Linked DNA regions of Homo sapiens: region 1 is linked to region 2. A link is an interaction called in ENCODE POLR2A ChIA-PET data of the cell type or tissue named here. Cell type or tissue: B cell. All regions are shown on one strand. Links, peaks and the distances in the headings refer to the core of each region. The heading gives the core; the rest is flanking DNA.

Evidence for each region. ChIA-PET counts read pairs that join two places held together with the same protein. Peaks named below come from ENCODE experiments on the same cell type or tissue, not always from the same donor. Only the 100,000 strongest peaks of a DNase experiment are listed, where the experiment ranks them.
Region 1: POLR2A ChIA-PET joins it to region 2 with 8 read pairs; 2 of 35 experiments call an interaction of 5 or more read pairs at or near these places.

What each region holds. Positions count from the first base shown.
Region 1 is chr10:72,105,488-72,113,487 of GRCh38, forward strand. The region is part of intron 9 of ASCC1 (activating signal cointegrator 1 complex subunit 1); the gene reads right to left. Among named protein-coding and RNA genes, the nearest start is that of SPOCK2, 21 kb to the left of the region's middle. In B cell, for the core only: no CTCF peak of the experiment used is centred there; no DNase peak of the experiment used is centred there; H3K27ac peaks cover 2,928 bases.
Region 2 is chr10:72,661,118-72,673,187 of GRCh38, forward strand. No RefSeq gene overlaps it. Among named protein-coding and RNA genes, the nearest start is that of MCU, 25 kb to the right of the region's middle. In B cell, for the core only: no CTCF peak of the experiment used is centred there; no DNase peak of the experiment used is centred there.

The DNA.
Region 1 (8,000 bases), core at 1-8,000, 560 kb before region 2:
AAATCCTGCATCAATAATATCTTTAGAAAATTAAACAAACTTTTCCTATCACCAAGTAAAGAGAGAAATGTAGACCTTTGATGAAAGGTTTTTGGTCAAAATCAAGGTTTTCCCTGACAAACAATGGCAAGATAAAATCCAACCATCCTGCTGTCCCCTGCTCACATGATCTGTGAAGCCTACCATTTTCAGTTTGTACATGTTTCTTTCCTAGGGAGAACACAAAGGGAATTATTGATTTCTGGTAATGTTGTGGTATACACTGAAAGAAAACAAATAGCAAGATTTAAGGGCTCACTGTGGTTATTTTTCCTTGCATTCGTTTCAAAGCTTCTACTCCTTCCCCATTGCCCTGTGACACAGCCATCAAAGACCAGAAATAACTCCAAATGCAACAAGGCTGCCAAAATGAAACTGGCAATCTCAAACAGAGGTGGGGAGGAGGGTGGAGAGGGGCCTTTTCTTATATCTGTGACCTCGGGCTATAGAACCGAATAAATGGCCAGTCCGCAACAGCACAGTGACAATCTGCTGGGGATCCCTGCTCACTTGGCTTTCCCAAATGAGGCTCGCTCTTTTCTTCAATCTTAGACAAAGCTGTGGTTACTCTCTTCCAAGATCCCTCTTTTAAGAAAATCTACTTCTTGTGCTGGTGGCCTCGGTGAACTATTTGCTGTCTCAATACTACTTGAATAAGAAGAAATTCAGTTTTGAAGTTAAAAATGAAAATTCAAAATATTCAAGTCTTACGCTATTTATAATCATTCTTGACACACATGAGATAAACCAACCTTTAGAATATAATCTGATGCAACTGAAAGTAAGTACAGGGGGTTCAATTAATTCAAGTATTTAGAAGGATGTTCTAGGTCATATTTCTCTCTAAGAAAGGATGCTATTGTTCTCATGTATGGCAATCAGACTTTTGAAACTCAAAGCAGAGTGAATAGGAATAGCAAATGCATGCTACTTTGAGGTTTTCCCAGTGTTTTTCTTCCACAGCCTGTTTACCAACTTCTATTTCTCACAATTATCCCGTTTATAGATAAAAGTAGTAACACTATTTTGTACTTAATAATAACACTTAACCACCTACCTCCCTATGAGGGATGGTATGAACAGAAGACAGGCTGACAAGTACTTTGAGCTCTTTGGGAAGGCACTCCCAGTATGAAGCCTTGCTGTGGTTAAATAACACCTTTCATCTAAGGATCTAAAAGTGTCTTACAAAGCCCAGCTCATTAACTCCAAAAAAATTGCTATGATATAAACCAGAGCTGAGCATTATTATCCCCATTTATATAAGAAACAGGGACAAGCTAGGACCACTAATACTGTCAGAGAAATTTAAGAGTTCCTGGGATGAGGCCTAGGATACAGGCCAGTGGAAGGCCACGTCCACAAGGCAGTGTGTATGGGCCTCTCAATTCCAATAACAAATATGTACCAAAGAATGCCAAGTGGGGAAGCAGGTCCATCCTTAGGCTGTGCATATACAACCAGATAGCAAAGAATGAGGAGCAAATGATGTGAAAAGCTATCATCACAGCCCTTGGAAGATCCCAATTGCAAAACATCAAAACAAATAATGGTATATTTCAGATGCATTCCTCATAAAAGAGGCATGTAGGTACAGGACTAGTATGACTTCAGGGAGCAAACAGAAAGATACAAATACCAGACTAAAAATATAATCGATTTTGAAAAAAAAAAAATCAAGGTTCTTCGTATGTCATGTTACTAATCTCACTCAGAATTAAGATCACTTTATTGGGAGTTAAGTCATCAAAAAGAATTAAGTTCACAAATAAGTTACCCCCCCCCCAAAAAAATAAATTTTGTTTCAAAGTTATGTTTATTAAAATTCCTCAAACCTAAAAAAAAAAAATTCTGAGTTTCTGCCAAATACCGTGCATTTGTCTTCTGGGCCACCTGTGAGATTACTTCTGAGGAGACCAAATGTGGGAGGTAGGAAGAGGCAAGAAGGAAATGGAGATCCACCACATCCGGGGTCAAAAAAAACCTTCCATCTACTTTAAAAATACTCACATGGGCTGTGCCCAAGTGGATTCTTTCTAAACATCATCACAGAAGAATGTAATTGAGTCTGTTTACCCTAAGGTAAGTCATGCTCCTCTACACACAGACACACATACCTTCACCTAGGTACAAAAAAATTGATATTTCTTTTCTACTGAAGAAAGGGCACAAAAAGTTTCTTGGGCAGACTAGACGTTTTTAATGCTTTCCTATTGTGAAAATAAGTAATTCAAAATCTAAGCTGTTGGAATCTTAACATATTGTAAGGCTTAAGGGAATGTGATTATGTGAGTCACTTAAACTTGTATCTGTAACCTGGGCAGCTGTAACTGTTGTTTTTCTGATTATAGATTAGCCTTTTTCCTCACCTACACTGTTTTGTAAATGGTTGTAAATGAATAAACAGTGCCAGAGAAGATCCCTTCCCTTTTAACTGTTGATCTTCATTTTGATTAAACTTCCCTCTTACATTTCTCATACAAAGACTTAAAAGACTATCACATCATCTAGGATGGTATGTTAAATACTTTCTTTTTCTTTTTCTTTTTCTTTTTTTTTTTTTTTTTTGAAACAAGGTCTTACTCTGTCAGCCAGGCTGGAGTGCAGTGGCGTGATCACAGCTCACTGCAGCCTCCACCTCCCAGGCGCAAGAGATCCTCCCTCCTCAGTCTCCTGAGTAGCTGAGACTACAGGTGCATGCCACCATGCCTGGCTAATTTTTGCATTTTTTATAGAGACAGGGTTTTTCCATGTTGCCCAGGCTGGTCTCAAACTCCTGGGCTCAAGTGATCCTCCTACCTCCACCTCCCAAACTGCTGAGATTACAGGCGTGAGCCACCATGCCAGGTCCTACACTCCTAAGTTGGAAAGGAAGTGAAAACAAGCTGTACAGAAAAGAAAACAAACTGTAATTAACTAAATTATAGCTCATAAACCAACCTTGTATAGAAAATGTTATAATCCTACTAAATTTGTTTTCTGCCTATATAAGCAGGACCTTAACTTTTAACTTTAAGCACTGACCTCATTTCTGTGAAGTCCCTGTTTCCCAAATGGCCATTCCCAGCTTTTCACTTGAATAAACTTTTAAAAACTGAGTTCTGATCCTTTCCATTATTGCTGGTCGACATTATCAATGACTACAGACCCACTCCCTCCCCCAATTTCTCCATCTTTAAACAGGGATGATCCTTTACAAAGATGTTCTGCAGTTAAAGATAAATTATAAGATGAAATTTTGAGCTCTGATTATTATTGTCACTCACTGACTATAATCTCTAATGCATCACTGCAGGAACCAAAATGCAGAGTATCCTTAAAAGAAAAAAGGAAGAAGGTTTATCAGGTACTCTGACAGCTTACAGGCTCTACAGTCATTATCTGGTCTCATAGGGCTGTAATATTTTTAAAGACCAAAATAGGAACATCTACTTCAGAATAAAAGACAATGAGGGTGGCAGGTAGTGACTATCCTAGAGTCATCTCCAAACACAGCTTAACTCTGCCCAAGATGCCACTTTTAATCTGAAACATCAGACTGCAGTGATCAGTGGTGTGAGAGCCAATAATATTATAGTAGCTAATAATAGCCAATAAAAGAGAGGACATAATGCCCTTCCAGAAGGCCTGGGGCACCTCAGATCCAAGGAGAAAGGTCAAGGGCAGTCTGTGGGAGGAGCAATTCTTATCAACATCGTGGCCTCTATTAGGAGAGCAGCAAAAAGGCTGTTAAGTCAGTAGAACAGCTGTGATTTTTCAACCCATCAGCAGGCCACTCCTGTTTTTGTCTCCATTAAAATAGTACCAAAAGGCTTGTGTGTCCCCAGAGCCCAAGTCCCCTCTCCACTGACTGAGATGGCATTCCTTGCACAGAATGGGAACAGCAACTTCCCCTCACTCATCCTGCTCTCAAATCACCTGCCTGTCTTGCTGCAGTGAGCAAGAGGAATGCTCAAATGAGCATTAGCCTGACCTAAGGATGTGCTGGCAGAAGGCAGACAAACAGAGCCAGGGAGGGAAGGCTTGAAAACTTCCTTCAAATAATCACTCAGGGATGCACTTTGGGAATTTGGCCTGAGGCTCACTGCTGATGTAAGGATTATCAAGTTTAAGACTGCTGGTAAGGCCAAATGACCTATTAGAGGATGAATTAAAACCGCTATATACAAACAGGATGCCAGGCAGTTCTGCTGAGCACCTCAAAATTCAAAATGCCAAGGGATTTCCCCTCTCTGCAGTCTTTCAATTTTGAAAAATAGTAAGAAAATAATATGAGTAGGGGTAGGAGGTAGAGGAGAAAAGAGGCTACGCTGACCCGGCTGGAGAACCCACACCTAATCTCCGCCTAATCTCGGCACAGGCTAGGCACACTCCGCCCGTTTCCACATTACGTCACAGAATTAGCCTCAGAGATGAGAGGTGAAAGTTCAATTTGCTGCATTATTTCTTCCCAAAGAAGCCTTGCCACAGGGCATGGGTATTACTGCTTTACCTGACAAAACTGCCCCTGGGGCTGATGGCTAGCAGAGACTCTTCAAGCCTGTGACTAGCAACCCTAAGGGCAGGTGCCCTTTCAGAACTAATCTAGATGATGTTTCTGCAGATAAATTCTCTCCCTTAGAAAAATACCTCTTCTTAATGCTCTTATTTCTGGTGTGGTCATCTTCCCTCAGGTATTATTCATAATGGTCCCTCAAACAAATGCAACAGAAGATAAATGTTTGGTCTCCGTATTACACAGTAGAAAGGAAGAGCAAGTCAGCAGAAATGAATCCTTAGAGGGGAGTACACAGGGGACAGCAACAGGGACATTTCTTCCTGGCCCCCGGCTTTTGGGAGGCTGGGCACAAAGTGGCTGACTATTGTGCCAAGGCAACAGATTCAGGAGCAGCATGGAGGAAACCAGTCACCAGCCTCAGGCCATCTCCACTCCAACTTCTCCACCAACAAGGCAGCATCCAGAAGTTAAAGAGCAAATCAGGCCGGGCGCAGTGGCCCATGCCTGTAATCCTAGCACTTTGGGAGGCCGAGGTGGGTGGATCATGAGGTCAGGAGTTCGAGACCAGCCTAACCAACATGGTGAAACCCCGTCTCTACTAAAAATACAAAAATCAGCTGGGCGTGGTGGCACGTGCCTGTAATCCCAGCTACTCAGGAGGCTGAGGCAGGAGAATCGCTTGAACCCGGGAGGCGGAGGTTGCAGTGAGCTGAGATCACGCCATTGCACTCCAGTCTGGGTGATACAGCGAGACTCCGTCTCAAAAAAAGCAAATCAGATGTCTCTAGGCAACATCAGACAATGCAAAGAGTACACATGCATATAAATAACAGCTATCCAAATAATGGCTGGCCTTGGATTGGCTCCCTGGAAGAGGGGAGAGAGGCTGCCACATGTTATCAACTAAGTTATTTTCAACTAAGTTACCTCATTAGACGGGAAGACATGAAATACTGCATCCTCTGTCAGAACCAAAGGAAACATGCCTTGAGTAGCACCACTGTAACTTTATAGACTCTAACACACACTTTTCTATAATCTAATTCAGATGGCCCTCCTTCCCCTCTGCAAAGGTGTGGGCTAGATGTCAAATAAGCAAAATGCTTTGGAAGAGAGAGAGGGTTATCATCTCCGTGCATGTCACAGTCATAAGGCCACTACAATTTAAGAAATTGGTATCAGGCCAGGCGTGGTGGCTCATGCCTGTAATCCCAGCACTTTGCGGGGCCAAGGTGGGTGGATCATTTGAGCCCAGGAGTTCAAGACCAGCCTGGGCAACATGGCAAGACATCTCTACAAAAAAATACAAAAATTAGTTGGGTGTGGCAGCACACGCCTGTAGTCCCATCTACTCAGGAGGCTGAAGTGGGAGGATCACTTAAGCCTGGGAGACTGAGGCTGCAGTAAGCCAAGATGATGCCACTACACTCCAGCCTTGGGTGACAGAGCAAGACCCTATCTCAAAAAAAAAAATTCAAAGTTTTAACCTACAACTGAGAGAATAAACTCTGAATTGAATTTCTGATTATACCATTTTCTCGCTTTTAATTTGTAATAATAATGTTCACATTTGAGTATTAATTCTAAAATTGTTTCATCCCTCGGATATGGGGAAGACAGCATCTTTTTTTTTTGGAAACGGAGTCTCTCACTGTAGCCCAGGCTGGAGTGCAATGGTGCGATCTTGGCTCACTGCAAGCTCCACCTCCCGGGTTCATGCCATTCTCCTGCCTCAGCCTCCCGAGTAGCTGGGACTACAGGTGCCTGCCACCACGCCCGGCTAATTTTTTTGTATTTTTAGTAGAGACGGGGTTTCACTGTGTTAGCCAGGATGGTCTCGATCTCCTGACCTCGTGATCCTCCCGCCTCGGCCTCCCAAAGTGCTGGGATTACAGGCGTGAGCCACCACGCCAGGCCAAGCATCATTTTTTAAGAAGACATCACAGCTTCATAGCATAGTGAGCTTCACTCTTGTTTCTTTTACCTCTTTCCACCAGTGTCCTCTAACATTTGGAATAACACTTAGCCATTGTTGATACAAAGCCCCCGAAACTAAAACGGTTTTATTTGGTCTGGTCTCTAACAAAGGGCTGCTTCAAAGAGGACAGTGCCCTGTCACCATCTCTGGGTCCAGATTTATATTCTGCTACTGGTTTGTTTATACTGTAGCTAAAAACACACAATGCAGAATATATGTACAATGGAATAATATTCAGCCTTAATAAGGAATGAAATTCTGACATATGCTACAACATAGGTGAACCTTGAAAACATTATGCTGAGTGAAATAAACTGGACACAAAAGGACAAATGTACAATTCCACTTACATGAGGTACCTAGAGTAGTCAAATTCATAGAGACAGAAACTGGAGTGGTGGTTACCAAGGAGAAGGGGAAATGGGGAGTTGTTCATTAAAATGAGTTTTAATTTGGAATGATGAAAAAGTTCTGGAGATGGATAGTGATGATGGTCGCGTAACAACATGAATGTACTTAATGCCACTGAATTGTACACTTAAAAATGGTTAAAATAGCCAATCTTATGTATATTTTACCACAATTTAAAAAAACAACGGCCGGGTGCAGTGGCTCACACCTGTAAGCACATCACTTTGGGAGGCCCAGGTGGGTGGATCACTTGAGGTCAGTAGTTCAAGACCAGCCAGGCCAACATGAAACCCCATCTCTACTAAAAATACAAAAATTTGCCAGGCATGGTGGCACACGCCTGTAATCCCAACTACTCAGGAGGCTGAAGCACGAGAATCACTTGAACCCAAGTGGTGGAGGCTGCAGTGAGCCGAGATCCTCCACTGCACCCCAGCCTGGGCAACAGAGCTAGACTCTGCCTCCAAAAAAAAAAAAAAAAAAAAAAACCCCAACATACAATGGACCCAAAGTGACCCACTCATTTCATCAGTGAACTACATCCAAAATAATATGAACAGTCCTAGAAATGAACACATAAAAAAGATAAGTATTTTCTACAGTAAGAACAGACATCCCGTTCAAAGAGTTCATAAGAATGACATCACAGGAACCAAAGACAATTGAATATTTATTCCCCCTCCCTCAAATGCACCAAGCAAGCATGTAGCTTAGTGTTTTATATTTAGTAGGTATTCAATAAACATTACCAAATATTTATTTTCATTCTGATAAGAACCAGAAATGATTTTAAGAAAGGTAATGCTAACCTCTTAATTTTTTTTCTATTTCTTGCTATTGTGCTGGCTGGGCCCTTTCAAAAACCCTGCATCATTCCCTGCCTGACCCAGGACAACACATGGAAGTATTCCAGTCCCACTGCAAAGAGGAATAACCTGTGAACATGAATTCAAAAGAGAGCAAAGGTATTTTACAGACCAGGGAAGGTGCATCTTCCCAGAATGGATGTTGGCTTCTGCCAAAAATCAGTCAATTTCTTGTTTTGCAGTTCCATGTTAACAATGGTTTCACCTC
Region 2 (12,070 bases), core at 2,224-10,223:
GTAAGAGTTAAAGTGATCTACTGATGACAATCAGGCCAGCAATGGAACGATTATCCCATGTATTATCTGGGGTGGGCAGTAATCAAAAAACAGGCTGGGTGCAGGGGCTCATACCTGTAATCCTAGCACTTTGGGAGGCCAAGGTGCGCAGATCGCTTGAGGCCAGGAGTTCGAGACCAGCCTGGCCAACATGGCGAAACCCTGTCTTTACTAAAAATATAAAAGTTAACTTGGCGTGGTGGTGTGCACCTGTAGTCCCAGCTACTAGGGAGGCTGAGGCACAAGAATCACTTGAACCAGGGGGGCAGAGGTTGCAGTGAGCTGAGATTGTGCGACTGCACTCCAGTATGGGCAATAGGGCAAGACTCTGCCTCAAAAAAAAAAAAAAAAGCAAACAAGCAAAATATCCCTATCCTCATGGCTCATACATATTCAGACATCAGAAACAACTCTAAAAAGTGAGCCTGGAATTGTTCTCTGTCTAGAAATTTTATTGCAGTAGTGGAGATAAAAGAAAATGCACTTTGGCCTTCATGTAATTATTTTTCCACTTGTCTGTGAACACCATAGTAAGAGCCTATTCTTGAAAGAAACCAAGGTGTGTCTAGACTCAAAATGTCCACCATTTTCTCTCCTCTATTGGGTCTGTCTTATTCTTTAGGCAGTTCTCAACCATAGCTGCAAATTAAAATCACCTACACTGCTCTTTCTTTTTCTTTTCTTTTTTTTTTTTCTGAGACGGAGTCTCACTCTGTCGCCCCGGCTGGAGCGTAATGGCACGATCTTGGCTCACTGCAACCTCCACCTCCCAGGTTCAAGCGATTCTTCTGCCTCAGGTTCCTGAGTAGTTGGGATTACAGGCGTGCACCATCACCCCCGTCTAATTTTTTGTATTTTTAGTAGAGATGGGGTCACCGTGTTGGTCAGGCTGGTCTTGAACTCCTAACCTCCACCCACCTTGGCTTTCCGAAGTGCTGGGATTACAGGCGTGAGTCACCGCACCTGGCCTACACTGCTCTTTTTAAAGGATATCAATGTCTAATCCCTACCCTTCAACCCCATCCCAGTAGTCTATTTATTTGTTTGTTTGTTTGTTTTGAGACAGAGTATCGCTCTGTTGCCCAGGATGGAGTGCAGTGGTGCGATCTTGGCTCACTGCAGCCTCCGCCTCCCGGGTTCAAGTGATTCCCCTGTCTCAGTCTCCAGAGTAGCTGAGATTACAGGCATACACCACCACATCCAGCTAATTTTTTGTATTTTTAGTAGAGTCGGGGGTTTCTCCATTTTGGCCAGGCTGGTCTTGAACTCCTGACCTCAGGTGATCCACCCACCTCCCCCTCCCAAAGTGTTGGGATTACAGGGGTGAGCCACTGCGCCTGGCCCCACCCCCATTCCAGTAGTTTTTAAAAGATGATTCTTATGTGTAGCTGAAGTTGAGATTCACTATGGTAGGGAATTACAATTGCTATGTTCTTAACAGGTTGTTTTTTTTTTTTTTTTTTGAGACGGAATTCTTGCTCTGTCGCCAGGCTGTAGTGCAGTGGTACGATCTCAGCTCACTGCAACCTCCACCTCCCTGGTTCAAGCTATTCCCCACCCTCAGCCTCCCAAGTAGCTGGGATTACAGGCACATGCCACCACGCCTGGCTAATTATTTGTACTTTAGTAGAGACAGGGTTTCACCATGTTGGCCAAGATGGTCTGATCCACCTGCCTCGGCCTCCCAAAGTGCTGGGATTACAGGCATGTGCCACTGTACCTGGCCGTTCTTAACAGTTTTTTTAAAAAAGCATAAAAATACGTTAGCTAAAACTTGCTTTAGATTCTCCTTCCAAAGCTTTTTGAATTCAGTGTTAGGTGTTTGCTATGTCAAGAATAAACACTAACAAGAAACAAAATGAGTATCTTGTTCTGATCCATGTACCTTAACCTACTGGCTTGTAAAAAGAAATTTGTTCTTTGCTGAGTCAACTGTAAAAAGAATTTTTGCCTGAAATTAAATATGCAGGCCAGGCGCGTGGCTCACGCCTGTAATCCCAGCACTTTGGGAGGCTGAGGTGGGCAGATCACGAGGTCAGGAGATCGAGACCATCCTGGCTAACATGGTGAAATCCCGTCCCTACTAAAAATACAAAAAATTAGCCGGGCATGGTGGCGGGCGCCTGTAGTCCCAGCTACTCGGGAGGCTGAGGCAGGAGAATGGCGTGAACCCGGGAGGCGGAGCTGGCAGTGGGCCGAGATAGCGCCACTGCAGTCCAGCCTGGGCGAAAGAGTGAGACTCCGTCTCAAAAAAAAAAAAAAAAAAAAGAAATTAAATATGCAACCCAAGATTGGTTTGCCTAGTGTCACTGTAAGGGCAGGTTAAGTAACAAAGTTTAAAGCTCAAGGATGCTGCTGAACACCTTGGAGTGTGTCTAGATAATGCAATTTTCCATTAATATCAAGGCATAAAAGCCAGTACTCCTCTCACTTGCCTGTAAATCTCATGACTTAGCTTAGTTTCTTTCAAGAATAGGATCTTATTATGGTGTTCACAGACAAGTGAAAAAATAATTACATAAAAGCCAAAGTGCATTTTCTTTCATCTCAACCACTGCAATAAAATTTCCAGCAAGAGGACAATTCCAGACTCATTTTTCAGAGTTGTTGCTGATGTCTGAACATGTATGATCCATGAGAGTAGGGATATTTTGCTTGTTTGCTTTTTGTTTACTTCCCATCCCAGTAGTGTATAGGCTACTGGGCACATAATAGATAATCGATGAATATTTATTGAATGAATAAGTATTGGGTTTTGATATTGAATAGTGCCTTCCACTTCCCAAACACTGAAAAACCCAGTGTGAAATTCCTTTTAAAATTTATTATTAATATGAGTCTAGAATAAATATTGTAATATATATCTATTATTTCAGTCTTTTCAGCAACCCTTCCTCTTTCCTTCAAGATGACAAAACTAGTCTGTCCTACTGGGAATGAACTCAGTGTGGACTCACTCCCTCTCCTCCCTGGCTATAGGAGATATCTTGTGACCAAGACTTATCCCATCAGAAAATTACATTCCTTAGCTACCCCCACTCACTTCCCACCACATTGTTGGTTCCTGATGCAAGTCAAGCTGCCCTGTGACTTTTCTGCTACAGCTAATAAAGAAGATCATCTCTATCTGCTGGAGTTAATTGTGGGTATACTTTGGAGTCTGGAGCTGGGGGCAGCCATCTTTCCCACCTTAGGGTTAGAACCTGTATGTAGTAGCAAGCCAATCAGAAGCAAGAAGAATTGAAAGGTAGAGAGGGAAGGAGGGAGAGAAAGAGAGAGAGAGACTGTTTTCTCATCACCAAACAACTCATATTTATTCCTTTTTAAAAGTAGGAATATATTTTTTGTTTTGTCTATGAAAATAAAAAATGCTAATTGTTAAAATATCAAAATTTTTTAAAATGAAGAAAATTAAAGTTATTTTGAGTTCAACACCAAGACACTATCTTTCTTTTCTTATTTTATTTTATATTTTTATTTTATTATTATTTTTTGAGACGGAGTCTCGCTCTATCACCCAGGCTGGAGTGCAGTGGCACGATCTCGGCTCACCGCAACCTCCACCTCCCTTGTTCAAGCCATTCTCCTCCCTCAGCCACCCGAACAGCTGGGATTACAGGCACACGCCACCATACCTGGCTCATTTTTGTGTTTTGAGTAGAGATGGGGTTTCACCATGTTAGCCAGGCTATTCTTGAGCTCCTGACCTTGTGATCCACCTGCCTCGGCCTCCCAAAGTGCTGGGATTATAGACGTAAGCCACTGCACCTGGCCTTTTTTTTTCTTATGTTCAACAAAACATGTTTTTATAACCTCCTTTTATCAGTTTATGTATCATAAATATCTTTTCACATTAATGAAGATAGATTTATGTCTTTTTTTTTTTTTTTTTTTTTTTTTTGAGACGGAGTCTTGTTCTGTCGCCCAGGCTAGAGTGCAGTGGTGCAATCTGAGCTTACTGCAACCTCCGCCTCCTGGGTTCAAGTGATTCCCTGGCCTCAGCCTCCCAAGTAGCTGAGATTACATGTGAGTGCCACCACGCCCAGCTAATTTTTGTATTTTTTGTAGGGAGACGGGGTTTCACCATATTGGCCAGGCTGGTCTCAAACTCCTGACCTCAGGTGATCCACCCGCCTTGGCCTCCCAAAGTGCTGGGATTACAGGTATGAGCCACCACACCCACCCTATGTCATTATTTTAAAAAACGATATAGTATTCTAGAAAAAATATAAAACAAAAACTATATAGTATTCCATTGGGTATATTCACTATAGATTACTTAACCATCCCTGTTGTTGCAGATAGCTCTTAAAAGCTCTTAAATGTTTTCTGAAAAACAATAAATCTTTCTCCTGAGAATCCCCTCATTCTAAATTTTCCTTGCATAATTTGAACATTTGAAGGTTACTGGTTGGGTAGGAGAGGAGGAGGAAGACTTTTGTGAGCTGGTGAAAACATAGAAAATAGTACTTTTGTAACTATGAGGACTTTCTTACTAAATATTAAGTGTATTAATCTCATATAGATGAAGAGTAGACATCGTGATTGGTAAATTTCTTGGCTATTTTTTCAGATTTTTTTTTTTTGAGACAGAGTGTCACTGTGTCACGCAGGCTACAGTACAGTGGCACAATCTCGGCTCACTGCAACCTCCGCCTCCCAGGTTCAAGCCATTCTTCTGCCTCTGCCTCCAGAGTAGCTGGGACTACAGGTGTGTGCCACCATGCCTGGCTAATTTTTTGTATTTTTAGTAGAGATGGGGTTTCACCATGTTGGCCAGGCTAGTCTCGAACTCCTAACCTCATGATCCGCCCGCCTTGGCCTCCTAAAGTGATTTATTTTAAAAAGTGTTTATATATATGCCTGTGGCACAATATTTTGATGCTGACTGTACTACTCTCTGAATGACTAATAAATCTCTAATTAGGAGGGTGGGGTTGATCAGTCACAGGAGTAAACCCAGTTCCACTGGAGGTATTATTTATGCTTTATTAAGATAACAAAGCAAGGCTCAGCAACAGGAAATGAAGTAATAACAGACATCTAGAAATTGTATAAATTGCTGGGTGTGGTGGCTCACACCTTTAATTCCAGCACTTTGGGAGGTCGAGGGGGGCAGATCATTTGAGGTCAGGAATTTAGACCAGCCTGGCCAACATGGTGAAACCCTATCTGTACTAAAAATACAGAAACTAGCTGGGCATGGTGGTGGGCATCTGTAATTCCAGCTACTTAGGAGGCTGAGGCATGAGAATAGCTTGAACCCGGAAGGTGGAGGTTATAGTGAGCCCAGATCACACCACTGCACTCCAGCCTGGGTGACACAGTGAGACCCTGTCTCAAAAAAAAAAAAAAAAAAAAAAGAAAATGTATAAATATTTAGTTTAAAGAAAAATAATCAAAAGCAGAAGATAGACATTTTATCTGTAAGAGGGAGGTTGTCCATTTTCTGTTGCTTATAACAGAATACCTGAAATTGGGTATTTTATAAAGTAAAGGAATTTACTTCTTGTAGTTATAGAGGCTGAGAAGTCCAAAGTCAAGGGGTTACATCTGGTGAGAGCCTTCCTGCTGGTGGGGACTCTCTAACAGAGTCCATAGGCAGTGCAAGCATAAATTGGCAAGGGCTTGAGAATGCTAGCTCAGGTTTCCTCTCCTCTTCTTCAAAGCTACCAGTTGCATCCCCCGATAACCCATTAATCCATTAACTCATTAGTTTATCAATATGTGAATGTATTAATCCATTCATGAGAGCAGAATTTTCATGGCCCACTCCCCTCTAAAAGGCTCCACCTCTCAATATTGCCACATTGAAGATTAAATTCCTTTTTTTTTTTTTTGAGACAGAGTTTCTCTCTTGTCGCCCAGGCTGGAGTACAATGGTGCGATCTCAGCTCACTGCAACCTCTGCCTCCTGGGTTCAAGTGATTCTCCTGCCTCAGCCTCCCAATTAGCTGGGATTACAGGCGCCCGCCACCATGCCCAGTTAATTTTTTGTATTTTTAGTAGAGACAGGGGTTTCACCACGTTGGCCAGGCTGGTCTCGAACTCAGGTGGTCCACCCACCTTGACCTCCTAAAGTTCTGGGATTACAGGCGTGAGCCACCACGCCTGGCCCAAAGATTAAATTTCAACAGGAGTTTTTAAGGGGAAAAATACTCAAACTATAGTACAGGTTATAAAAGCAAGATGGTAAAATGAAATCATATCTTGAAAGACTTTATAAATTACAAACAAGAACATGTAAATGAATAACTTTTGGATACTCTTGACATTCTTTTCCAACATGATAGGCTTCTTTTGAAATGGGAGCCAATTGCCTGGCATGTTGGCTCACGCCTGTAATCCAAAAAAAAGAAATGGGAGCCAATTATAATAGAAACCATTACATTACTATAATGAAATACCTTTGACAGAATCATTTTCAAAAAGAGATGTAGGGAGCATGAAGCTGCTCTCTGTGAGTTGCCACTCACCCTTTATGCTTCCCATTTACAAACAACAGCTCTGTTTTTATTGTCCTGTTTCCTGGTTATTTTAGGAGAGCTAACACTTTGTCCCATAATAAAGAAACTTGTTAGGAGTAAAGACATTGTTAGGAACAACTGTGGATGAGACTCTAAATCATTGCCATAGAATTCTAGGAAACTACTTCAAATTGAACATTTCTGCTGACCTTTTATCTGAGTTATTAAAGAGAAAATGGCAATGAAGCCCTGTAGAGCCCCATCTAAAAGTGTGAAAGATTAGTAATTTTTTTTCCTTTTTTTTTTTTTTTTTGAGATGGGATTTGCTGTATCACCCAGGCTGGAGTCCAGTGGCATGGTCTCAGGTCACTGCAACGTCTGCCTCCCAGGTTCAAGCTATTCTCCTGCCTCAGCCTCCAGAGTAGCTGGGATTACAGGCACCCGCCACCACAACCAGATAATTTTTGTATTTTTAGTAGAAATGAGGTTTCACCATATTGGCTATGGCTGGTCTCGAACTCCTGACCTCAGGTGATCCACTCACTTCGGCCTCCCAAAGTGCTGGGATTACAGGCGTAAGCCACCGAGCCTGGCCAAAAAGTTAGTAATTTGTGCTGTGACAATGGAATTTAATTTCCTCCTTCTCCTCCTCCTCCTCCTTCTTTCTTTTTCTCTCCTTCTTCTTAATTGTCTCTTCTTCCTCTTCTCCTCCTCCTTCTTCTTCTCCTTCCTCTTACTTTTTTGAAATAGGGTCTTGCTCTGACACCTAGGCTGGAGTGCAGTAGCATGATCATAGCTCACTGTAACCTCAAACTTCTGGGCTCAAATGATCCTCTCACCTCAGCCTCCTGAGTAGCTAGGACTACAAATGTACACCACCACATCCAGCTAATTTTTTTGTTGTTAGAGATGGGATCTGGCTATGTTACCCAGGCTGGTCTCAAACTCCTGACCTCAAGCAATCCTCACCTTGGCCTCCCAAAGCACTGGGATGACAGGTGTGAGCCACTGTGCCTGGTCTATTTTCACTTTTTTAAGTTCAAGAAATATTTGCCATAGACTATAGAAGCTCTCAATTTCTATATGTTCTCTAAGAATTTGATCATTTTTGAAGAAAAAATAAATTTGAGAAAGAAAAACTTTTTTTTAACCTTTAAGAGGCTCTAGGCCAGGCACAGTAGCTCACGCCCGTAATCCCAGCACTTCGGGGGGCTGAAGCAGGCGGATCGTCTGAGGTCAGGAGTTCAAGACTAGCCTGGCCAACATGGTGAAATTCCGTCTCTACGAAAACACAAAAATTAGCCAGGCATCATGGCTGGCACCTATAATCCCAGCTACTCAGGAGGCTGAGGCGGGAGAATAGCTTGAACCTGGGAAGCAGAAGTTGCAGTGAGCCAAGATTGTGCCACTGCACTCCAGCCTAGCCGACAGAGTGAGACTCCATCTCAAAAAAAAAAAAAAAAAAAAAAAAAAAAAAAAAAAAAAAGGTCAGGCGCAGTGGCTCACACCTGTAATCCTAGCACTCTGGGAGGCTGAGGCAGGTGGATCACCTGAGGTCAGGAGTTCGAGACCAGCCTGGCCAACATGGGGAAACCCTGTCTCTACTAAAAATACAAAAAATTAGCCAGGCGTGGTGGTGGGAGCCTGTAATCCCAGCTACTCGAGGGGCTGAGGCAGGAGAATTGCTTGAACCTGGGAGGTGGAGGTTGCAGTGAGCCAAGTTTGCTCCACTGCACTCCAGCATGGGTGACAGAGCAAGACTCTGTCTCAAAAAGAAAAAAAAAAAAGGCTCTAAGTGATTCTTAGGCAAATTAATATATGTGAAAAGTGAATTAAGACAATAAGTACACATGGCTCTATTGTTCAATTGTTCGCAATGCTTTAAGTCTCAGGAGCATTATGAAAGGTTTATTGCAAAATATATAATATACTCAAGGGCATGTACATGTATATTTTCAATCACTTTATGTTTTATATTCTTTGCATTTATTTGCTTCAAAGAGAAATATTTCTTCTTTCAATTCATAAAATATCTTCCCAAGAAGAACTTTGCATGGATGTTTTTGTCACTTTTAAATCTTAAAAAATATTTTTCCATCAGACTCTGAGACATTGGAAATATTTCAGACAATACTAGAGAACTCAACAGCATGGGCTGGCACGGTGGCTCACGCCTGCAATCCCAGCACTTTGGGAGGCCAAGGCAGATGGGTCACCTGAGGTCAGGAGTTCAAGACCAGCCTGGCCAAGATGGTGAAACCCCATCTCTTCTAAAAATACAAAAAAAATTAGTTAGGTATGGTGGCAGGTGCCTGTAATCCCAGCTACTTGGGAGGCTGAGACAGGAGAATCGGTTGAACCCAGGAGGCAGAAGTTGCAGTGAGCCGAGATCACGCTACTGAACTCCAGCCTGGGCGACAGACTGAGGCTCCATTTCAGACAAAAAAAAAAAAAAAAAAAGAGGCCAGGCATGGTGGCTCACATCTGTAATCCCAGCACTTTGGGAGGCTGAGGTGGGAGGATCACCTGAGGTCGGGAGTTTGACACCAGCCTGACCAACATGGTGAAATCCCATCTCTACCAAAAATACAAAATTAGCCAGGTGTGGTGGCTCATGCCTGTAATCCCAGCTACTCAGGAGGCTGAGGCAGGAGAATCACTTGAACCTGGGAGGCAAAGGTTGTGGTGAGCTGAAATGGTGCCATTGCGCTCCAGTCTGGGCAACAAGAGTGAAACTCTGTCTCAAAAACAAACAAACTAACATTAAATGAATGAATGAAGATCTGTTCTCAAGCAGTTTATAGGTTTTATTTTTTTTAATGTTATTTATTTATTTATGTTTTCAGATAGAGTCTTGCTCTGTCACCCAGGCTGGAGTGCAGTGGCATGATCTCGTCTCACTGCACCCTCCGCCTCTTGGGTCCAAGAGATTCTCCTGCCTCAGCCTCCCGAGTAGCTTGGATTACAGATGTGTGCCACCATGCCCAGCTAATTTTTGTATTTTTAGTAGAGACAGGGTTTCACCATGTTGGCCAGGCTGGTCATGAACTCCTGGCCTCAGGTGATCCACCCTCCTTGACCTCCCAAAGCGCTGGGGTTACAGGCATGAGCCACTGCGCCAGGCCAGTTTCTAGGTTTTCTATGGGTACCCGTTGTAACCAAAGTCACTGGATTTTCTACCTTTTAACTCCAGTTTCCTGGTGACTAATTTCCAATACTAGTTGCCAGGCATCTACAGTTCTGATCTGCCTACAGGGAGCTCTGTCAGTTACCAGCCTAACCCTATATCTTGGGTCTCATTTGGTTGGGATTTTTTGGAACTTATATTCCTCTGTTTTTTTTTTTTTTTTGAGACAGAGGCTCTGTCGCCCAGGCTGGAGTGCAGTGGCGCGATCTGGGCTCACTGCAAGCTCCGCCTCCCGGGTTCACGCCATTCTCCTGCCTCAGCCTCTCCGAGTAGCTGGGACTACAGGCGCCGGCTACCACGCCCGGCCAATTTTTTGTATTTTTAGTAGAGACGGGGTTTCACCAGGGTCTCGATCTCCTGACCTCGTGATCCGCCCGCCTCGGCCTCCCAAAGTGCTGGAATTACAAGCGTGAGCCACCGCGCCCGGCCTATTCTTTTTGGCCCATAAATTGATCTTTCTGTTTCAGACTCATCTTTGAATTAATAGCGCTTCACATCTTGATCCGAGAATATTTCCCTTCGCCATTTGAGCTTTGCATTTAGTAGTACTCGTTAATGTGACCATGTGATTGTATAACAAAATACATAATAATCACAATCTTCAAAAATTATAATGGATATTGTAAGGATAATAATCCTTTTACTGGTAGGATATTACTTATTATCTTCCACCCTTCTGGTATTTACATGAGACTGGTGAATACCCCTTTACATTTCCTAGGTTTAACACACACACACAAAACTAAACAGATTTTAAGCTCTCTATCAACTGTTGTTGGATTCTAAGATCCCTCACTACCAACACACCTTTCTGAAGCACTTTGCAAAAATCCTGGAATAGCTAGGATCAACTGAGTAGTATCCTTATTTGATAGCTGGTGTTTGTTACCTAGACAACATGGCTATAGACAGCTCTGAATTAATAAGCTGCTTCTTGGTTAGGGATAATAATATGAATCAGAAGAATTTTTAATTGCCAACAATCTTGCGGAATAATTTTGTTTTCTTAAAGCCTGTTCTCTGTAGCCTATTCTATTTCTGCAAATGTTCTGCAAAGAATGACAGTATAAATAGTAATATTTTCCAAATAGAATTGATCTGGCTCAAACTCACAGAGTACTAAGTACCTAAAAGTGCCAGTAGAAATAATTGAAAGGACATTCCTCTTTATATAGAGATGTTCTAGAGAGATCCAAGATCTTTTATAGCATTGATGCCAATTCCCTGATCATTACTACATTTTTGTGGGGGAGGAGGGAGGAAGATGAGTAAATGCTTTATCATTTCTTTCATAGATAAATAAACTGGGGTACCAAATTGGCCAATTTCTTGTCTGAGACCATAATGGTACATCAATTGCAGAAATAACATTGCTGCATCCTCTTATTTGTTAGCTAACAGAGTGTTTTTTCTGAATTTCATTGCTAACATAATTGAGATCCCCAGTAATAATAGGAGATGGTGAGGGCAGAGTGATGATAATGAGCCAGAGATAGAACTGAAAATAGAGTCCAAGGCTTTTAACTCCTTGCTCATTGATCCTGCCATTAAGCTGCAAGACTAAATTACTGAATTTCATCAAAAAGTGTTACCCTAATGCTATGAGAGGCTAACCAGCATTAGTACTTTTCATTATATATGAGCAGAATAATTCATTTTTTTAGCCTACCTGAGGGGAAAAAAATCTCCAATGGAAATTCTTTTTGGACATTGTTGTTTTTTCTATTTCAGTATTTACTTGTGTGATACAAAAGGATCTCGGTTGACTGAAGCTTGTTAGGAGTCAGGAAATAATAAAGACATTACGAGTTAAAAACAATCATCTCTTTGCTTAAAGAAGGTGTGAATCAGCAAGCTGGAAAGCTCAGTTTTTCAGTGTGTTGGTTAGTCTATTGTCAGTCTGAAAGGTAATGTGGTCCATTTCAAGCTCTGAGAATAGAGCAGGGAAGAAGAGGAGAAAATAGAAGAGAAGGAGGGGGGCCATCTTTTGTCCTACATTTAAAACATCTGTTGCTTAACCTTACAAATATGGATAAAAGAGACCAGTCAGAAATCATGAGGCTTTTCACCTAATTTGAAAAAGATTCTAAGAGATACAATACAGTGAGATGAGTTCTTTTTTTTAAATTAAAAAAAATTTTTTTGGTAGACATGGGGGTCTTGCTTTGTTGCCCAGGCCAGTCTCTAACTCCTGGCTATAAGCAATACCTCCCACATTGGCCTTCCAAAGTGCTGGGATTACAGGAATAAGCCACTATGTCTGGCCAGTGAGATGAGTTCTCATTATATAAGCTGACACTTGGTCCCCTCCTCAGGCATACAGGTATTTGCAAGGGCACAGGCATTTGCACTGCTTAAAGGGATATAAAACTCATAT